2 separate regions of the Homo sapiens genome follow, and region 1 is linked to region 2. A link is an interaction called in ENCODE POLR2A ChIA-PET data of the cell type or tissue named here. Cell type or tissue: Caco-2. All regions are shown on one strand. Each heading gives the region's core, and the rest is flanking DNA. Links, peaks and the distances in the headings are about the cores only.

Evidence for each region. Peaks named below come from ENCODE experiments on the same cell type or tissue, not always from the same donor. Only the 100,000 strongest peaks of a DNase experiment are listed, where the experiment ranks them.
Region 1: POLR2A ChIA-PET joins it to region 2 with 5 read pairs; 4 of 35 experiments call an interaction of 5 or more read pairs at or near these places.

The regions. Positions count from the first base shown.
Region 1 is chr4:4,643,940-4,649,318 of GRCh38, forward strand. It overlaps LOC124900165, which reads left to right. Exons shown (of 6, transcript XM_047416490.1): 4 at 5,038-5,170. It overlaps STX18-AS1 (STX18 antisense RNA 1 (head to head)), which reads left to right. Exons shown (of 6, transcript NR_037888.1): 3 at 5,038-5,170. Among named protein-coding and RNA genes, the nearest start is that of SNORD162, 18 kb to the right of the region's middle. In Caco-2, for the core only: no CTCF peak of the experiment used is centred there; a DNase peak (open chromatin) is centred at 2,194.
Region 2 is chr4:4,553,952-4,559,330 of GRCh38, forward strand. The region is part of intron 2 of LOC124900165; the gene reads left to right. All of the region lies in intron 2 of STX18-AS1 (STX18 antisense RNA 1 (head to head)), which reads left to right. Among named protein-coding and RNA genes, the nearest start is that of STX18-AS1, 15 kb to the left of the region's middle. In Caco-2, for the core only: no CTCF peak of the experiment used is centred there; no DNase peak of the experiment used is centred there.

The DNA of each region.
Region 1 (5,379 bases), core at 209-5,208, 90 kb after region 2:
GTTTTGTGCAATGTTGAGAAAGGTAAAAACCTTCAAATGAGGAAGAGGAACATGCTATGACCTAATGCTTGCTTGGACCAGTATAAGCATGCCAGGGCAAATATTTAGGCTAAATTGTGGGAGCCAAGAACATAAAGTACATTGATTTCTTTATTACGGCTAGCAGATATTTAAGAATGTTAGCACAGGTCTTTGAATAAATTTTGCTTCTGAGAGAAGTTACTATTTATTCTTAATTCGATGGGGAGGAAAGCCTTTGAAGAGGAAACTCTACTTTTTGCATTGCTCTATCACCCAGGCTTGAGTGCAGTGGCACAATCTCAGCCCACTGCAACCTCTGTCTCCCAGGTTCAAGCGATTCTCCTGCCCCAGCCTCCAGAGTTGCTGGGACTACAGGCGTGCACCACCACGCCTGGCTAATTTTTGTATTTTCAGTAGAGTTGGGGTTTCACCATGTTGGCCAGGCTGGTCTCGGACTCCTGACCTCAGGTGATCTGCCTGCCTCAGCCTCCCAAAGTGCTGGGATTACAGGCATGAGTCACCACGCCTGGTCTCTAGCTTTAAATAAATAGGATTTCTATGGGGTGGGGGATGGGGGGGATTGTGTTAGATCTATTCAGTATCTTGACTGTGGTGGTAAATACACAAATCTATCCTGATGAAATTGTGTAGAATTTAATACACAGACACTAATACAAGTAATATTGGGAAAGTATGAATAAGATTGGTAGATTAAATCAATGCCAATATCCTGATTGTGATATTATGCTATGGTTTTGAAAATGTTACATGGGTGAGCAAAGTGCATAAGGAGTCTTTCTGTATTATTTCTTACAACTTCACATGAATCCACAATAATCTCAATCAAAACATCAATTTAAAAAATAGAAATGGGTTGGGCATGGTGGCTCATGCCTATAATCCCAGTATTTTGGGAGGCCAAGGCAGGCAGATTGCTTGAGCCCAGGAGTTTGAGACCAGCCTGGGCAACATGGAAAAATGCTGCCTCTACAAAAAATACAAAAATATTAGCTAGGCATGGTGGTGTATGCCTGTGGTCCCAGCTACTTGGGAGGCTGAGGTAGGAGGATCACTTGAGCCCAGGAGGCAGAGGTTGCAGTGAGCTGAGATTATGCCACTTCACTCCAACCTGGGCGACAGAGCCAGACCCTGTCTCAAAAATAAATACATAAATAAATAAACTAAAAAATATAGAGGATTCTCTCTATAAACACACTGAGTAACTTTATTGTGTGTATGTGAAATGTTTGGAATAAACATAAGACCTGGTTCTTGCCCTAGAGGAATGTACTGAATTAATCATAATAGTAATAATTTTTAAATGACTACCATTTATTGAGTGACATGTGTCAGACACAGTCCTGAAGTGCTATATTAATTTCATCAGCAATCTTTTTTTTTTTTTTTTTGAGATGGGGTCTTGCTCTGTTGCCCACGCTGGAGTGCAATGCAACAATCAAGGCTCACTGCAGCCTCAACCTCCTGGGCTCAAGCGATCCTCCCACCTCAGCCTCTCAAATAGCTGGGACTACCGGCATGCACCACCATGTTCAGCTAATTTTTGTATTTTTTTTTTTTTTTTTTTTTTTGTAGAGACAGGGTCTCGCCATGTTGCTCAGGCTGGTCTTGAACTCTTGGGCTCAAGGAATCCGCCTCTTTCCACCTCCCCAAGTGCTGGGATTAAAGGTGTGAGCCACCACGCCCAGCCCATTATCACTTCTTTACAAGTGGAAGAAACTGAGCTTCAAAGAGGTTAAAACTTGCCCAAGATCACCCAGCACATAAGTAGTAATGTTGGTGGGCATGGGTCCAAGCCTCACTCTGGATCCCACTCCTCAGCTGAGCCAGAGTTCCCTGAGCACCTTCTATGCCAGCACATTCCAGTAAAATAGTATCATTCTGCCCTGGCACAGTTTGGCGAGGCAGGCAATATCATCCCCGTTTTGCAGAGGAGGAGACTGGGGCTCAGAGTTGGAGAAGACTTGAATCCAGCTGCCTCTTTTTCATCCTACAAGGAAGAGACAGAGCTGAACACAGGTCTCACAGCACTATGAGGTCATTCTGGGGTTCAGGGTACGCCTCAAAGAAGAAGGTGTCTGGGCAGGCCTGGGGTATGTGTAGGGGTGCTGGGGAGTAGGCAGGACCTAGATAAGTGAGTTTCAGGAGCTAAGAGCAGGGTGTGAGCTGAGCCTGGAGCTGTTTATTCAGCTTTAGGGGGAAAGATTTCATCCAGGGCCCTGGTTGGTGATAAAGCAGCTCTGTTTTCAAACCAAACATGGCCTTTCCTTCGAGGACTGGGAAATTTGGGAAGAAAGATATTGCATGGCTCTCCTGTGGATCTTTCCGGCCCTATCACCAACGAAATATCTCACTGGACTCTTAGGGGAAAGTTGAAATGCACTCCCAAAGAGATTCAGGCCACTGCGGGTAACTTCAAAGGACGGTCCTCCAGAAAGCTGAAATTTAAAAAGTCCACGACAGCCCTTTAAAGGTGGTCTGGACACACATTGTTGGTCTGGCGCCCATTGTCCCTGACCCTGACCAAAAGCCTCACAGAGCTGCAAAAATGTCCGTGGGCAGGACTGGCTCTAACTCGGGCCTGGGAGGCAGGACTGAGAAGAAAACCCACGTAGTGAGCCTGCACCAGGTCCTAGGAACTTTCTACACTTTCTTTCTCTTTAAGACTCATAATAGTTCTGGAAGAGAAGAAGTCTCACTCCCATGTTCTAAATTTACAGCCTAGGGGAAGAGACAAGAAGGGTCTCATTCACGACCACATGGCTGGGAAGTAAGAGATCTGAGATTTGTCTGACTCCAAAGAACTGAGTTGTAGTGGCCTGGGGGATCACAGATCATGACAGTGATGATGACAACTACTATCACTTATTATTATACAGATAATATTTTCTAAAGATGGCTGTGACAATATCTCCCATTCCACATGTTCTTCTTATAACGTGACTTTGACACTCCTCCCACTGAGTGGTGGGGGTGCCTGTATTCCCTCCCTTTGAACCTGGGCAGGCTTGCGACTATGGCAGAAGTGACACTATGGAACTTCCAAGAAAAGCTCATTAGATTATAAAATGCTATGCATATCTACCTTACTCTCTTGAGTCTCTCTTGGAACCCAGCTGCCATGCTGTCAGGAAGCCCAATCTAGCCCACATGGAGAGAGCTCGTGTTCTAACCAAGAGACCAGCTGAGGTCCCAGCTGAAAGGCAGCATCAATTGCCAGCATGGGAATGAAGACACCTCAGAATGGCTCCCACCCCTGAGTCATCCCCAACAAATTGAGTCTCCTGTGTGCCAGATGTTGGGGAACAAAGACAAACTGTCTCTGCCCAAATTCCTGACCCAGAGAATCATGAATGTTATAAAATGGCTGTGCAATGCCACTACATTTTAGGGTTCATTTGTTACTTAGCAACAGTATGTAGAGCAAATATAACAACCATTGAATAAGGGCTAACATTGACCAAGTACTTGTTGTGTGCTCAGCACTGTATTAAGAGCTTATACAGTCAGAGGAAGAAGGAGCTTTGAAACTCAGCTTCTTCCATTTGTAAAGAAGTGATAATGAGACTGGGCACAGTGGCTCAGGCCTGTAATCCTAACACTTTGGGAGGCTGTGTAATCCTAACACTTTGAGGCGGGTGGATCACTTGAGGTCAGGAATTCAAGATCAACCTGGCCAATGTAGTGAAACCTTATCTCTACGAAAAATACAAAAATTAGCCAGGTGTGGTGGTGTGTGCCTGTAATCCTAGCTACTCGGGAAGCTGAGGCAGGAGAATCTCTTGAACCCAAGAGGCAGAGATTGCAGTGAGCCGAGATCACGCCACTGCACTGGAGCCTGGGCAACACGGCGAGACTGTCTCAAAAAAAAAAAAAAAAAAAAAGTGATAATGGACTGGGCTTAGTGACTTATGCCTGTAATCCTAGCACCCAAAACAGGTGGATAACTTGAGCTCAAGTGTTCAAGACCAGCCTGAGCAATGTGGCAAGACCCTGTCTCTACAAAAAAAAAAAAAAAATTAGCTGGACATGGTGGTGCGTGCCTGTAGTTCCAGCTATTTGAGAGGCTGAAGTAGGAGGATTGCTTGAGCCCAGGAGGTTGAGGCTACAGTGATAGACAGAAGTTTTTTTGTTTGTTTGTTTGTTTGTTCTTGGTAGGCTGGAATGCAATGGCACGATCTCAGCTCACTGTAGCCTCCACCTCCCGGGTTCAAGCGATTCTCATGCCTCAGCCTCCCAAGTAGCTGGGACTACAGGCATGCCCCAACATGCCTGGCTAATTTTGTATTTTTAGTAAAGACAGGGTTTCACCATGTTGGCCAGGCTAGTCTCGAACTCCCGACCCCAAGTGATCCCCCTGCCTTGGCCTCCCAAAGTGCTGGGATTATAGGCATGAGCCACTGTGCCCGGCCTACACAGAAGTCTTGTGTAGTACTCCTGGGAAGCCTTCTGAAAGAGAGATTTACAATACTGGAGAGATGAAAAATGTAGGTTTCCAGGCCCCATCCCAAACCTGCTGAGACCACATTATGCACAGTATCCCAATGGCGAAGGCAGGGTAAGACCAAGCCCAGGAGAAGGGTCAGGACAATGTGATTCCATTTAATGCAGCAAATATTACTGACAGCCCTGACTACATGCCAGGTGCCTGGACTTCCCTCAGCTACTCAGGAGGCTAAGTCTTGAGGATCACTTGAGCCCAGAAGTTTGAGGCTGCACTGAACCATGATCACACCACTGCAATTCAGCCTGGGTGACAGAGCAAGATCTTGTCTTTAAAATAAAATAAAATAAAAATATTATTATAATGAAAGAATTTAAATAACACAGTGTTGTAGAATATAGAATACATGGATATAGATGACACAATGCTGATGGGGATGACAGTTCATGACCATCAGGCTTGTACTGGGCACCCTCCTGTGTTCTCTATACACAGATTCTAGTCGATTACCTTCTCACAACTGCTCCCCCCACCCCGCCTTTTCTATTTTTTAGATGCAGAGATTCAGAGAGTCTAAGCAACTTTTCTAAATCATCTAGCTGGAATTCAGTAACTGAGCCAGGATCTACCCCAGGTCTGTCTGACTCCAAAGCCTGTGTCTTCCAGCACACACTGCTGCTGCCTGGGGTAAGAGCTCAACATTATGCTTGGAAAAAGGAGCTTTTCTATCTCATTGTGGAGGGCTGGGATGTCTCCCGTGTCCACGCTCCCTTCTTTCTTAGTAATGGGCACGTTACTGCGTTCCCCAGCCTCTCTTGCAGCAAGGTGACCAAGTGAACACTTTCTGGCTAATGAGATGTACATAGAAGTCTTGTGTAATACTTCTGGGAAGCTTT
Region 2 (5,379 bases), core at 324-5,323:
ACATCCTGTTTCAAGGGGAAAATGTGATTTTAAGGGGCATTTTATAGTTCACAACAGGATATTGAAGGGCATTTGGTTTTGCTTAGTTTATTATGACTGTGTTTCTCCAGCATGAAGTAGTGTTTTTTGTGATTATTTAGATAAGTGTGATTATGGTAGATAGGCAGCTATCGAATTATGGAAATTTAGGACTGGAAAGGGCCTTAAATATCATCCAGGCCAAACTTCCTCATTTTTCAGATGAGAAAACAAATGACTTGTCCAAGTTCACATGTTGAGTTGCAGGGGAAAATGAGATTAGAATCTTTATCTTCCAACTGTTTAATGTCCCCCAAACAGTTTTGTGATGAGAGTAGGAGTAAGGAGAGTAGCATTTATTCAAGGAGATCCCTATGTATCTGTAAGCAGTTCTGAATATGAGAATTGGAGTAACTGATATGTGTGGATTTGTGTGTATTTCATTCATTCATTCATCCATTAAGCTAGCCAGTCAGTGAGTCATATTCTAAACATATTCCCAGTGTCTACTCAGTAGGTGGCACGTGCTAGGTGCTGAAAATATAAAAACAAAGCTGAAGTCCCCGCCTTGGAGCAAGTCAAGGAGTAATGGACAGACAAGTGTGTACAGACATAATTATAATTAAACATAAATGTGATAATGGAGTTTGTTGTTTTTTCATGGCAGCTTCAAACCATGAAATTAAAAAGCTACTCTGCAGGGACAGGAAATGATCAGCACTCCAGAAATAGAGTTGGAGAGATGCTTTCCTTATGGTCCATTTCTGGCCATTTCATTATCTCTGTCTTGATGGGACTCTATGGAGCAGGAACCACCTCTTAGCCTGGCATTGTGGCAAGAGCCTCAGTTCTCTGTCAGACAAGCTTGGGTTCAAATCCCAGTCACTTATTAATAATGAGTTCTTTCAAGGTTATTTCCTCATCTATGAATAAAAGATAAAAACGCATCCATCAGGTTGTTGTACATGTATATTAGTCTGTTCTCATGCTGCTGATAAAGATATACCCAAGGCTGTGTAATGTATAAAGGAAAAAAAAAGAGCTTTAATGGACTCACAGTTCCACGTGGCTGGGAAGGCCTCACAATCATGGCAGGAGGTGAAAGGCACATCTTACATGGTGACAGACAAGGAGAGAATGAGAGCTAAGCGAAAGGGGTTTCCACTTATAAAACCATCAGATCTCATGAGACTAATTCACTACCATGAGAACAGTATGGGGGAAACCGCCCCCATGATTCAACTATCTCCCACCAGTCCCTCCCACAACTCGTGGGAATTATGGGAGCTGCAATTCAAGATGAGATTTGGGTGGGGACACAGCCAAACCATGTCAATGTGTTAAATGAGATGATCCATATAAAGTGTGTAGCACAGCATCTGGTGTAGTTAGTCATAAAAAAACCCAGCCATCATGGCAATGGGGATGTTGAGGATGAAACCAGACAGAAGAAACTTCAGACTGGCAATGCCAAGGTAGCTGGAGGTGGTGAGAAGTCTTCTTTAGATTTTGGAAGGAAGCTTGGTTCCTTTCAGTCCTCTATATCACCCAACGAATGTGTGTTGTTCAAGAGCGAAGACTGAGACGGTACCTTGGACAAGTGTTTGGAATTAAAGGAAGCACTTAGAAAGTAATTGGCCACATGGTTTGGGTAAATCTCAGAGAATGTTTCTAGGATTTGGAATATTTATTCTGGAGAAGAGAAGATTTAGGGGTTGGATGAAATGAAAGTCCTCAAGCACATGAACCAGTGGTGGAGAGCAGCTGTTCCCTATTTCTGTTTTGGACTGAATGAGAGGAAACGAGCTTACATTGAAGCATGAGGGATTTAGGCTAAACATGAAGAAGAATTTCCTGGATGTGGGTGTTGTTGGACTTTGGAATGAGTTACCAAGGTGTCTACAATAAGGACAGTGTCTCTCTGGCTGCAGATCTTGAAGTGTGGAAGCATTGGCTCCATGCAGGAATGTCTACACTCACACGCTCTTTCCAAGTGGGAGAGTCTGTGACATTAACGGGATCTTCTAACGTGAGGATATGAGTCTCAGTCAACCCCAAACCACTGTCCAAAACCTTGATCTAGCATAAGAAATGGTTGTGGTAGGAGCTGGATGACTATCTCTGGCAATCTGCAGTTTGACATTCCACAAATACCATGATTGCTTATGTAGGCTACTCCAGCGACCAAACACCTCCCCTCTTTGAAATGTATTAAGAAATTCTCTGCAGGGCTTCTTTCACCAAAAGTGCATTTAATAGAGCTTGGAATTTCCTCACAATGCATTTATTTTTGTTGATATATTTTTAGGTCTCCATTATTACTTGTCTGCACCTTCCTTTGCTTTGTAGGCATAAGCTATCAATAACCGGGCATTGACCACACTGTGGGGGTTCTCCCCTTCCCTCCCATGGAAGCTAAGTCTTTAGCTGTTAATTTCAGAAGGTTTTAAGCCAACCACTAGTTTTCATTATTGTACATCAAAAAGGCAGGCAAATCGCAGCAGCTGTAAGTTCAAAGGACACAAAGGTCTCACTGTGAGCATCACAGCAAATAGTTTTGGGTTCCCCTCACCCCAAAAGTAGCCCATGGTGGGTTAAGTTTTTATTTTTAAATAGATTTAGAGTTGAATAACTAGCCCTTGTAAGGGACTTCAACAAAGAGGCTGTATATTGGCACATATTAAATATGCCCCTATACACCCCAAATTGTTTTGTCCAAAATGTCTCGTTTATTATAATTTCATTGATAAAGCCCTTGATTGTAGCCCAGGGACTTTCACATATTGGCTGCCTCCTGTTGGACCCACAGGCCTCTATTGGTGATTCCAAATCAGCCGTGCATGGCCCTTGATCCCCTCCTGTAGAGGGACTGGGTGATGGTATCTATAAACCAACAGAATAGCTCTTTTCCAGTAAATCCCCCACAGAGTCCAGAAAAATATGCAAGCAGTCCTTTTACTTCAAGTTTCTACCCACACAGGGTCAACAGAGGGAGGAGAGGCAGAGGCAGCTGCCCTAGAAGCAGCCATCGTCCCAGTCCCATAGCCAGTGTGAAATCTTAGCCCTCTTTTCCTTACACATGGCCGTGGCCGCTCTTCTAGTCAGCACCGAAATCTCCTCCCTGAAGAGCTTCTTTCTCTTCCTCCCTTCTTCCTTCCTCCATTTCTTGGTCCACTGAAGTCCCTGGAGATCCCCTGGGTCCTGTCCTCTTTGAGTTGTCATTGTCTTTGCTTCTGTTGCTCATGCCAGGGCTACAGGAAATTTGCTGCGTCCCCCTAGGTACTGTTGTCAGAGTGGACTCTGGGTCAAAGAGTCAGACCTTTCATTGGTGTGCTTCAAGTCTAAGCTTTGCAAGCTCTTTCTCTATGTTACGTCTGCCTCCTTCCTCTTTAGTTTGTCTTTTATTTGTCCTAGCCTTGAGGAGTGAAGGTTCCAGGAAATTGAGGATGGGAATATAGTGGAAAATCCATTCCCCACAGGAAAATATTCTGAAATTTCTGGCTTGGGTGACAGGCTGTCATTGATAGAGCTAGATAACGATGAAGGTGATGATAATGATAGCCAATCCTATGTAGCACTCATTAAGTACCAAGCACTATTAAGTGCTTGAGGGAGAATAAATCATACAATCCTATGTGGCTCGTATTCTTGTCATATGCATTTTGTTGATATAAAAAAAAAATCAAGGCACAGAATGATTAAGACACATACCTGAGGTCATACAGCTAGTAAGTTGCAGAGCAAGAATGGAACCCAAGGCCGGGCGCGGTGGCTCATGCCTGTAATCCCAGCACTTTGGGAGGCTGAGGCTCGTGGAGCACAAGGTCAGGAGTTCGAGACCAGCCTGGCCAACATAGTGAAACCCCGTCTCTACTAAAAACACAAAAAGTAAAATTAGCCGGGCATGGTGGCACACGCCTGTAGTCCCAGATACTCAGGAGCCTGAGGCAGGAGAATCACTTGAACCTGGGAGGCGGACATTGCAGTGAGCCGAGATCGCGCCACTGCAGTCCAGCTTAGGCATCAGAGCAAGACTTTGTCTCAAAAAAGAAAAAAAATGGAACCCAAAATGCTGGGCATGGTGGCTCACACCTGTAATCTCAGCACTTTGGGAGGCTGAGGCGGGTGGATTGCTTTAGGGCAGGAGTTCAAGACCAGCCTGACCAACATGGTGAAACCCCATCTCTACTAATAATACAAAAATTAGCTGGGCATGGTGGCAGGCACCTGTAATCTCAGCTACTTGGGAGGTTGAGGCAGGAGAATTACTTGAACCCGGGAGATGGAGGTTGCAGTGAGCCGAGATCGCGCCATTGCACTCCAGCCTGGGTGGCAGAGCAAGACTGTCTCAAAACAAAACAACAACAACAACAACAACAAAGAATGGAACCCAGGCAACTCATCCCCAAAGTCTCAGGAAGTCATCAGGCCACAAGTGTGTGTGGACCAGTCAGGTGGAAAAGTAGAGCGGCAGGGGCAGGGACTCTGGCTTTGAGGCCAAGTGTGACCTGGAGAAGGAGCTTAGGGAGCCGTCTCACCCTTTGGGCTCCTGGCCCCACTGGGCTGCTCCTGCAGCTCTGCCTTGCTGGCTGAATCAACATCTTTTCTCCATTTCAGTTTCATTCCCTCTTGCCCACACATCTTACTTATTAAAGCCACCCGATCCCACCCCAGGCATCTCCAGGCTTAGTTTGTACTTCCTGCCCTCAAAGTTACTCCTGGTGCCAGGATCTCCGCCTCACCATTCTTCTCCTGCCTGCCCATCCTCAAGGATGGCAGGACATGCAGCATCCCTAGGAGGAATTTGGCCGAGACTAGAAAAGCAGGGACGATGCCGCCTCCTAGGGAAGGAGCATTTTTCACAAGGCGGTTTTTTCCCTCCATCCTGCTCTGCCCCATCTCTGCTCCAGCTCCTAGAGCAGGAAAATGCAACAGCCTCATTTAGAGAATATAATTTACATAAAATAGTTTCCAAATTTATTAAGGAAGCAGACAACAAAAGGAAACCCACAATTAAAGAGGCTTTGCACGCATTCGATATCTTTCCACTGGCTGAAGTATATCATCTTCCTGAATTAACGAGGTCTGGGCAAAAACTGTAGCACAAAAGTATGCTTTGCTTTCAAGACTTCAGGGCCTTTATCATCCTGGGTGGGGCAGGCAGCAGGGGTGGAATTGGCAGGGAAGAGTTAGAGGCCAATCTGTCTTTTTAAGGATGTGTTGCCGGACTGAAATGGACAGGCTGGTACTGTAGGTACAGCTTTTTCTCTGTAAAGAGGGGAAGTGCTTTATATTTGGGGACACCCCAGTTTGTTCATTCAGCAAATCTTTTTAAAGAAATTTTTTTAGAGACAGGGTCTC